Regions from separate parts of the Homo sapiens genome. Here region 2 is linked to region 1. A link is an interaction called in ENCODE POLR2A ChIA-PET data of the cell type or tissue named here. Cell type or tissue: PC-9. All regions are shown on one strand. Links, peaks and the distances in the headings refer to the core of each region. The heading gives the core; the rest is flanking DNA. Region 1 overlaps CPEB3 (cytoplasmic polyadenylation element binding protein 3). Region 2 overlaps MARCHF5 (membrane associated ring-CH-type finger 5).

The links. ChIA-PET counts read pairs that join two places held together with the same protein. Peaks named below come from ENCODE experiments on the same cell type or tissue, not always from the same donor. Only the 100,000 strongest peaks of a DNase experiment are listed, where the experiment ranks them.
Region 2: POLR2A ChIA-PET joins it to region 1 with 5 read pairs; 4 of 35 experiments call an interaction of 5 or more read pairs at or near these places.

Annotation. Positions count from the first base shown.
Region 1 is chr10:92,246,770-92,252,158 of GRCh38, reverse strand. All of the region lies in intron 1 of CPEB3 (cytoplasmic polyadenylation element binding protein 3), which reads left to right. Among named protein-coding and RNA genes, the nearest start is that of CPEB3, 42 kb to the left of the region's middle. In PC-9, for the core only: no CTCF peak of the experiment used is centred there; no DNase peak of the experiment used is centred there.
Region 2 is chr10:92,327,594-92,332,982 of GRCh38, reverse strand. The region is part of intron 2 of MARCHF5 (membrane associated ring-CH-type finger 5); the gene reads right to left. Among named protein-coding and RNA genes, the nearest start is that of MARCHF5, 39 kb to the right of the region's middle. In PC-9, for the core only: no CTCF peak of the experiment used is centred there; DNase peaks (open chromatin) are centred at 2,852, 3,772 and 5,012; H3K27ac peaks cover 3,783 bases.

The sequences.
Region 1 (5,389 bases), core at 241-5,240:
AATATCTTTCGGTGAAATCTTTTGCCTATTCTTGGGGGGATATTTACTCTTATTGATTTGTAGGAGTCCTTTATATATTCTGGTTACAAGTCTTTTGTTGAAAAAAAATATATATAGAGAGAGAGAGCATATATTCTCCCATTCTGTGAGTTTTTATTCGAATACTGTCTTACTTATGGTTACTGGTTTTGTGACTTCTTTTTTTTTTTTTTCTTTTTGAGATGGAGTCTTGCTGTGACACCCAGGCTGGAGTGCAGTGGCGTGATCTCGGCTCACTGCAACCTCTCCCTCCTGGGTTCAAACTATTCTCATGCCTCAGTCTCCCGAGTAGCTGGGATTACAGGCACCCATCACCACATCCGACCTTTTTTTCTTTCTGTTGGTGTCCCCTTCCAGGATGGGACCTGTTTAATAAATTGTTGATTCTCCCAGGTTTTCTTTTAAGGGCTTTTTTGTTTATATTTTACAATTAGGCCTACAATCCATCTGGAATTGATTTTTGAATATAGTGTTGTAAGTATAAAGGTCTCTTTTTTGCCATATGGATATTCAGTTGACTCGAATACCCTTTATTGAAAAGACCATCTTTTCATTACTGCTTCGTCTTTTCATTACTGTTACTGTTTTTGGAATTCTGGGGATCATACATAGATCCACCTATTTCTAGACTTTTTAATTTTGTTCTGTTTATTTGCTTATCCTGTTCCAATAACTTTAAATCTCAGTATTTAAAGTCAGTTAGCAAAGAAGAGAGAGAGAGAGAGAGAGAAGAGGAGAGAAGAGAGAAGAGAGAATACAATCCCACATGTTAGAAAACTAAGAAAGGACAGCATGAAGGAAGGAGGAAAAGGGAAGAAGGTACAGTCATGTGTTGCTTACCAACAAAGGGGATACTTTCTGAGAAATGCATCGTTAGGTGATTTTTTTGTGTCAGTTGTCATAAAGTGTACTTACACAAACCTAGATGGTAGAGCCTACTACCCACATAGGCTGTATAGTACAGCCTTTTGCTTCTAGCTTACAAACGTGTACAGCATGTTACCCCACAGAATGTTGTAGGCAGTTGTAACACAATGGTAGGTATTTGTATATCTAAACTTCAGAAGGGTACAGTAAAAATACAGTATAGGCTGGGCATGGTGGCTCATGCCTGTAATCCTAGCACTTTGGGAGGCTGAGGTGGGCGGATTGCCTGAGCTCAGGAGTTCAAGACCAGCCTGGGCAACGAAAGTTTCCCAAGAGATGGGAGTGAAACTCCATCTCTATTAAAGATACAAAAAAAAAAAAAAAAAAAAAAAAATTAACTGTGTGTGTGGTGGCAGGCGCCTGTAGTCCCAGCTACTTGGGATGCTAAGCCATGAGAATTGCTTGAACCTGGGAGGTGGAGGTTGCAGTGAGCCGCAATTATGCCACTGCACTCCAGCCTGGGCAACAGAGTGAGACTCTGTCTCAAAACAAACAAACAAAAAATGGTATAAAGGATACATATATTAAAAAAGGTACACATGTATAGGGCACTTACCATGAATTGAGCTTGCAGGAATGGAAGTTGTTCTAGTGTGAGTCAGTGAGTGAGCAGTAAATGAATGTGAAGGCGTAGGATTTTACTATATACTACTGTAGACTTTATAAACATTGTACACTTAGGCCACACTAAATTTATAAAAAGAACTTTTCTTCAATAATAAATTGACCCCCCTCCAAGAAAATTGACCTTAGCTTATTGCAATATTTTAACTTTTTAAACTTTTAAATTTTTTTTTTAAAAATTGGCCGGGTACAGTGGCTCACGCCTATAAATCCCAGCACTTTGGGAGGCTGAGGGTGGGCGGATCACGAGGTCAGGAGATGGAGACCATCCTGGCTAACACGGTGAAACCCCGTCACTACTAAAAATACAAAAATTAGCCGGGTGTGGTGGAGTGCGCCTGTAGTCCCAGCTACTCGGGAGGCTGAGGCAGGAGAATGGCGTGAACCCAGGAGGCCGAGCTGGCAGTGAGCTCAGATCGCGCCACTGCACTCTAGCCTGGGCGACAGAGCAAGACTCTGTCTCAAAAGAAAAAAAATTGACACTTGTAATAACAGCTTAAAATAAAAATATATTGTATAGCTATATAACATATATATATATATATATGAGATGGAGTCTCACTCTGTTGTCCAGGCTGGAGTGCAGTGGTGTGATCTGGGCTCACTGCAACCTCCGACTCCCAAGTTCAAGCGATTCTCCTGCCTCAGCCTCTGAAGTAGCTGGGACTACAGGTGCCTGCCACCACGCCCAGCTATTTTTTTGTATTTTTAGTAGAGACAGGGTTTCACCATGTTGACCAAGGCTGGTTTCAAACTCCTTACCTCAAGTAATCTTCCTGCTTCGGCCTCCCAAAGTGCTGGGAATACAGGCATGAGCCACCGCTCCTGGCCCAAAAATATTTTTTATACCCTTATTCTATAAACTTTTTTCAACTTTTAAAATTTCTAATTTTTTTTTACTTTTTTATTTTTTATTTTTATTTTTGAGAGTCTCACTCTGTTGCCCAGGCTGGAGTGCAATGGTGTGATCTCAGCTCACTGCAACCTCCACTTCCCAAGTTCAAGTGATTCTCCTGCCTCAACCTCCCGAGTAGTTGCGATTACAGGCATGCACCACCTTTCTACTAAAGAGTACACTGTAAAATAATGATAAAAAGTAAATACATGAACCAACAACAGTAATTTATTATAATTATCAAGTATTTTGTACTGTACATAATTGTATGTGCTATAATTTTTTTTTTTTTTTTTGAGACGGAGTCTCGCTCTGTCACCAGACTGGAGTGCAGTGGCACGATCTTGGCTCACTGCAACCTCTGCCTTCAGGATTCAAGAGATTCTCCGGCCTCAGCCTCCTGAGTAGCTGGGACTACAGGCACGTGCCACCATGCCCTGCTAATTTTTTTGTGTTTTTAGTAGAGATGGGGTTTCACCATGTTGGCCAGGATGGTCTCAATCTCCTGACCTCGTGATCCGCCTGCCTTGGCCTCCCAAAGTGCTAGAATTACAGGCATGAGCCACCATGCCCGGCCTTATGTGCTATAATTTTATAAAACTGGCAGCACAGTGGCTTTGTTTACACCAGTATCACAACAAATACATGAGTGATGCTTTTGCACTATGACATTGACAGCTACAAAGTGAGGAGGTGATTGGAATTTTTCAGCTTCATTATAATCTTTGGGACCATCATTGTGTATGTGGTTTGACTGGAATATTGTTAATGCTATGCATGACTGTATATCCAGAAAGAGTGGTCAGTTATGTCAATGTTGCTGCAAGGTCAAGCAAGATAGACTGACAAACATCCATTGGACTTAGCTCAGGGCGTCTATTATAATCTTGGAGAAACAATTTCTGTGGAAGGGCGGGGTGTGTGTCTGTTACTTCATGATGGTAATCAAATAGTCTGCATACTACTGAACATCATAAAAGCCAAAATGGTTTTCTATTTTATACCACTCCCCTTCCCATCCTTGCAGCTAAGGGAAAATTAATTGCTCTTCTAAATGAATTTAATACTTAACTTGAACCTGGCTGTTTTAAGTAATAGAAAAACTATGCTTTATTCATCCATCCATTTATCCGTATATTTAGCAAGCATGTATAGTGCACCTACCAACTACCCAGGACATATAAGCATTGTGCTAGGGATGTAAGTAGGGAAGGAAAAGAAGGAAGGAAGCTCAAAATGATGTATTTGACCCATGTACAGTTGTCCTTTCTTATCTGTGGGTTCCATATCCACATATTCTTTGATTCAACCAACCACAGATCAAAAATATTTGGAAAAAAAAGTGAATGCTTGCATTTGTACTGAACACGTACAAACTTTTTTTGTCATTATTCCCTAAACAATATAGTATAACAACTATTTACATAACACTTACATTGTATTAGGTATTATAAGTAACCTAGAGATGATTTAAAGTATACAGGAGGATGTGCATAGGTTGTATGCAAATACTATGCCATTTTACATAAGGAACTTACTTGAGCATCCATGGATTTTGATATTTGGTGGGGTAGGGGGTTTGGAACTACGCCCACAAGATACCGAGGAATAACTATGTATCTCAGTGAGTTAATTCTGTGAAGTATTTTTATAGCCTTTAATGGCTACTCCAAAGGGGTTTATGCTGTGAGGCAGAGGTTGCAGTGAGCCAAGATCACACCACTGCACTCCAGCCTAGATGACAGAGCAAGACTCTGTCTCAAAGAAAAACAAAAACAAAAACAAAACAAAGGATGGGGGGCAGTGGTTTAAGGTGAAGTTCTGTGATCTCAAGATAAAATTTCAGAAAGTGCCTCTTTTTTGGCTAGGTGCGTTGGCTCACACCTGTAATCCCAGCCTTTGGGAAGCTGAGGCAGGTGGATCTCTTGAGGTCAAGAGTTCGAGACCAGCCTGGTGAACAAGGTGAAACCCCGTCTCTACTTAAAATATAAAAATTAGCCTGTAATCCCAGAACTTTGGGAGGCCAAGGTGGGTGGATCACCTGAGGTCGGGAGCTCGACACCAGCCTGACCAACACGGAGAAACCCCATCTCTACTAAAAATACAAAATTAGCTGGGCATGGTGGCACATGCCTGTAATCCCAGCTACTCGGGAGGCTGAGGCAGGAGAATCGCTTGACCTGGGGAGGCAAAGGTCATGGTGAGCTGAGATCGCGCCACTGCACTCCAGCCTGGGCAACAAGAGTGAAACTCCATCTCAAAACAAATAATAAAATAAAATAAAATAAAATAATTAGGCTTGGTGGTGCGTGCCTGTAGTCCCAACTACTCAAGATGCTGAGGCAGGAGAATTGCTTGAACCTGGGAGGTGGAGGTTGCAGTTAGCTGAGGTTGTGCCACTGCACTCCAGCTTGGGCGACACAGCAAGACTCTGTCTCAGAAAAAACAATAAAAAAATAAAGAAGGTACCTCTTTTATGGTTAAGTAAAAAAACAACATTTCAGTAGAGAAGGGCTTTGTTCTTGTGGAGGGTTCTCTGATAATTTTTTCTTTTCTTCGTCTGTATTTATACCTTGGTGCTTATGTTCGAGTCATTTTCTTTTTAGATTTGAGGCTCATTTTAGGGGAAAAAAAGCAGAGATTAGTGTGTTTTTCAATACAATACAATCCCATTAAGTATGGGCAGTGTTAATTATGGTTTAACAAGGGTTAGAGCCAAAGTTTATTTTTGTCCATTGTGCATATTAATAGACCTGCACTTGGAGTTAGGTGGATTAACAAATGCCCAGAGAAACCATTTCAAGTCATAACTTTGAAAGGAATAACTTAAAAATTTCTATGTTACTGATTACAAGTTGACATCCTAGGCCGGGCGTGGTGGCTTATGCCTGTAATCCCAGCACT
Region 2 (5,389 bases), core at 138-5,137, 81 kb before region 1:
CACATGCCCAGGCTGATCTCGAACTCCTGACCTCAGGTAATCCGCCCGCCTTGCCCTCCCAAAGTGCTGGGATTACAGGCGTGAGCCACCGCACCCGGCCAACAAATGTGAATTTTATTGAAGATATCAAGTAATACAACAAACTTGATTAAAAGTATGTGGGAGGCTGGGTGCGGTGGCTCACACCTGTAATCCCAGAACTTTGGGAGGCTGAGGCAGGTGGATCTCAAAGTCAAGAGATTGAGACCATCCTGGCCAACATGGGGAAACCCTGTCTCTACTAAAAATACAAAAATTAGCTGGGCATGGTGGCGTGCGCCTGTAATCCCAGCTACTTGGGAGGCTGAGGTAGGAGAATCACTTGAACCCAGGAGGTGGAGGTTGTAGTGAGCCAAGATTGCGCCATTGCACTCTAGCCTGGGCAACAAGAGCCAAACTCCGTCTCAAAAAAAAAAAAAAAAAAAAAAGGATGGGGAATCCTAATGCGATAGTAAAGAGTTTTACCTCTTTCTCTAGCATTCCCCACTGTTTTAAACACTACACTTTGGAGGCTAGGTCCAAGAGCCCCAGAAAAGTCGCTTATGTAAGTTTCATCTCTGATTGACTGCTCTGCTGGTAGTTTGAGATTTCACCATCTTTATGTAAGAACAAACATCCTGCAAACTTACGCTGTAAGTTACTTTGCTTAATAACAAAAGGTTAATCATTAGATTGTAAAGAAGGGATATGTTCTTGGACAACTTTTTAGATAACTAAGTTAATTATATATATTTTATTGTAGAAATGGTATCTTGCTATGTTGCCCCAGCTGGTCTCAACCTCTTGGCTTCAAGTGACTGGCATCCCAAAGTGCTGGGATTATAGACATGAGACACTATGCCTGGTCCAAAATAGTATCTGACCAAAAAAAGAAAAAAAAAAGGACCCACAAACAAACCAACTAACCCAAACAACCCTGAAGAATAAAAGACTTCAGGTCAAAGCAGATGAGTGATTATATATATACATATATATATACGATTATATATATACATATATATACGATTATATATACATATATATGATTATATATACATATATATGATTATATATACATATATATGATTATATATAAAAACATATATATGATTATATATGAAAATATATATGGTACATAGTTATATATGCTATATCTATAAATTCATATATTGCATTTCCATGATTAATCACTGAAGATCACCACAGTAGTTCCTTATGATTATATAATTTATGCCAAGGGAAATTTTAAATTTATACTCATAAAATAATAGGCTACAGAATACTTGTGAGCTGTAAGGTCAACTACTAAGTACTTATTAAGCATCTATTGTAAACACATTTTACTACGTATTAAAATAAATGTAAATTATATTTAACACACTAGCTGCTGCCCCCTAGGAGTCTACAATCTAGTTAGGGACAAACAATATACATAAAACAACTGAAAACTTCCAATGCAAAATTAATAAAGATATGATAGTATGGTACAAACTATACAGATGTTAAGAAAATTTTAGGTAAAGATTATGGGGGGGGAGGAGGTAAGGATACAAACAGTTTTTAAAAATTGCTGTTTGTTTTGTTTGTTTTTTTAAATAAATGAATCTTGACCTAAACTTGAAGTCTCTGATGTGAAAAGAAGGCCAATTCCAAGTGAAGAAGAAAAAGCACAACTGAATCAAGGTAAAACCAAGCAGGGCATGCTAAGAAGAGCCTTCTAACTGGAAGTGAAAAACTTTGCTGAAAAAAGTCACCACCACCAATCATCCTTTATTAACACATAAAAACAGCTGGCAGCACTAATTATGCACATACTACATATATGCCAGTTAACTGTATAACACAGTCTTTTTTTCTTTAAACATATGTGTATATTTTTCACATTTTCCATGATGATAATATAATTGTTCTTATTAATAAGAAAAACTGTATTTTAGAAAAGAACAATGAGTTATAAACTTCAGGTAACCATTACCCTGAGGAAGGTAACCTGACATTACCACTGAATTTTCTTCTTCCCTGTATATGAGAAGGTTGTGTATTAGGCTCATTAGGCTGTAACAAAACAAGGTGGGTAAGGATTAGGTTGGGTCTGCTGTGTGAATTGGGACAAAGTGCCATCTCTGGGCCTGAATTTCTGCATCTGTACAATGAAGGTGTTATGTATATCAGAGTTTTTGTAAAAATTAAAATAATTCATATGAAGCTCTTAGTACTTAATGTTACGTAGTAACGATCTTGTGTCAGCTATTATTTCTTCCAGTTCTAAACTATATGGTCACCCCAAAAGGGCAAACGATGTTAAACATTATAGGACAGTGGAGTAGAAGGCATAATCAAAGACAGCAGGTGTCTGAGAAAAAACTTGTGGTATATAGCTCTGGAATACAAATAAGACAATTTCAGGAAATCCTCAGGTGAGAAATAAAGAATAGGTGCCCTTTTCCTTAAAGATCCAGGACAAGGAGCAAAGGAAGGAGTCAAAGGAGCCAAGAAATCTGGCAATGTAAAGGGAAAATGAAGACATCAAGAGAATTTAGATTCTCTTGATAAAGAGCAGTTATCCTCCCCTCCTTTTAAAAAAAGATTGTATAGTTATGTTTTGGACCTGTAATTCAGCTACTTTTATTCATATACAGTGTGTACCCAGAAAGTCTCACACTGTTGAAAGATACTTCTTAAAACTAATCTACTTTTAAGACTTAGGGAGCAAGACCAAACATGATCCAGCAGTAAACAAAAGGAACTCTTATTCTGAAGGTATCCTAGTCATTTGCCTCACAAGAAGGTAACCAATGAGGGCTACAAAAGACTAAATGAAGGGCCAGGCATGGTGGCTCATGCCTGTAATCCCAGCACTTTTGGAGGCCAAGGCGGGTGAATCACCTGAGGTCAGGAGTTTAAGACCAGCCTGGCCAACCTGGTGAAACCCCGTCTCTAATAAAAATACAAAAGTTAGTTGGGCGTGGTGGTAGGAGCCTGTAATTCCAGCTACTCGGGAGGCTGAGGCAGAACTGCTTGAACCCGGGAGGCGGAGGTTACAGTGAGCCAAGATTGTGCCATTGCACTCCAGCCTGGGCAACAAGAGCAAATCTCTGTCTCAAAAAAGACTAAATGAGTTCTCTAACTATAAACTTTGACAACAAAGATTATTCAAAGACTAAATCACTATGGAATAGGACTTAGGTTTTTAAATTTTTCTTTATTTTGATCATACATAGGAACTTCTATATAGCAAAGTAAAAAGAAAACATTTCTCTGAAGGCTAAGTGTAAATATTACTAGAAACTTTTATTAATATGAAGAGAGTACTTGAGTTCTTAAGTCCATATTTGTTTTTTAGGTAGTGAAATAAACCAATGATATATTTTATGAGCAGGCAGAAAAGAAATAGGTTGAGTTCATGTGAGTGACAGAAGGCCATGTGGCTAGAGGAAAAACAATGGGGAGTATTTTTATGGAGTAACTGATACCTTGGGATTTATCAGTCAAAAATATAAAACCCCCATAAAATTGAAGCCATGAAGTTTTAAGTTTGGGGAAAATATATTTCTTACTCTATAGTACCCTTTTACAATCTAAGTATTCTTACTTTAAAATGGTTTAGCCTCCTCACTGATAAAGAAATGTGTATTAAAACTACAATAAGTTATCTTTTCTTAACAGACTGGCTAAAATCTCAGTTTGCTAACACATCCTACTGGCAAAGCATGAGGAAATAGGCACACTCACATATTGCAGGTGAATACACAAAATGATTCAGCACCTGTGGCAGGAAATTTGGCAATACCCAGCAAAATTCTATGTTCAATTTACCCTCTGACTCAGCAATCTCTTCTTGATTGATAACATAAATTTTCTAAGCCAATAAATGAAGAAAGAATGAAAACATTAGAGTGACAATGTTTTGTATTACTTAATGAAACAATGGACCTAGAGGCAATGAAAAATAAATTATCAATCTCTGCTAAAACTAGGTGGAAATGAATAGGCAACTTTACTGAATGGATCAGGCTGATAACACCTATACACACTGATCGGTCTTATCATAAAAAGAACAACTACACATTATGTGCCTTGTGATGTGATGCAATAAGAAGCACACAAACTATCTATCAGATATTCCTGTAAAAAAAAAAAAAATATATATATATATATATATAATAACCTCACTGACAAGATCTAAACACCAGTTTACACAAAATGCAGAGGATAGGGCAACATATTAAACAGCCAAGTGTTCGTAGTGTATCAGCATAACAAAGCCCAGGAAATGAAAAATTCTATCATAACAAAAAAAGGAAAAATGTCTAATATAACTCTACTCAGAGTTCTACAAAATGAGAATGGAAAGAATGGGGGAAAAGCAATATCTGAAGTGATAAAAGCCAAGACTTTTCAAGAATAACCACTTAGGTAGAGAAATAAAGCATAAAACTTAAAGGAAAAAGTAGGACAAATAGAATGCACAAAATCTGATGATAAAAATCCAGCTATATCAGTATCACAATAAATGTAAAAAAGAACCCAAAAGAATTAAAAATAAAAGGATGAGAAGAGATAAACAGGGCAAAATCAACACCACCATTGAAAAAGCTGGCAAAAAAGGGCAAAAAAAAAAAAAAAAGTAACTTTACAGTGGAGAAATGTGGCAAACACTACAACAGCCAAATAATCAAGGTCATAGCCAAGAGGAGTGTAAGGAGACATGACTAAATGTAATGTGGTATCTTGGATAAGATTCTGGAACAGAATAAAGACATGTGAATTACATTTAGTCATGTCTCCTTACACTCCTCTTGGCTATGACAGTTTCTCAGACTTCTTTGCTTTTGATGACCTTGACAATCTTGAGGAGTACTGACCAGGTATTTTGTATAATATCCCTCAACTGGAATTTGTCTGGTGTTTTTCTCATTATCTCTTGGAGTTAGGAGTTTCAGGGAAGAAGACCAGAGAGGCAAAGTGCAATTCTCATTGCATCAGATCAAATGTACATAATACCTACATGAATCATTACTGGTGATAATGACCTTGATTATTTGGCTGTTGTAGTGTTTGCCACATTTCTCCACTGTAAACTTACTTTTTTTTTCCCTTTTATGCTAGCTTTTTCAAGGGTGTTGTTGACTTCGCCCTGTTTATCTCTTCTCACATGAAACTGCGATATATTCCTTTTCCACAAATGAAATATTTCATAATAAAAGAGAAAAAAAATACCTGAGTGAGCATTCTGCTGAGCTTTGGTCAATGCTAAGGCAGCAGATATAACTAGTTCTGTGTATTGATAGCAGCATGTTGGCAAAGGCAATGGGGAAGCAGGCACTCCAATACACCGTTGGGAGATTAAATGGGTGTAATCTCTACAAAA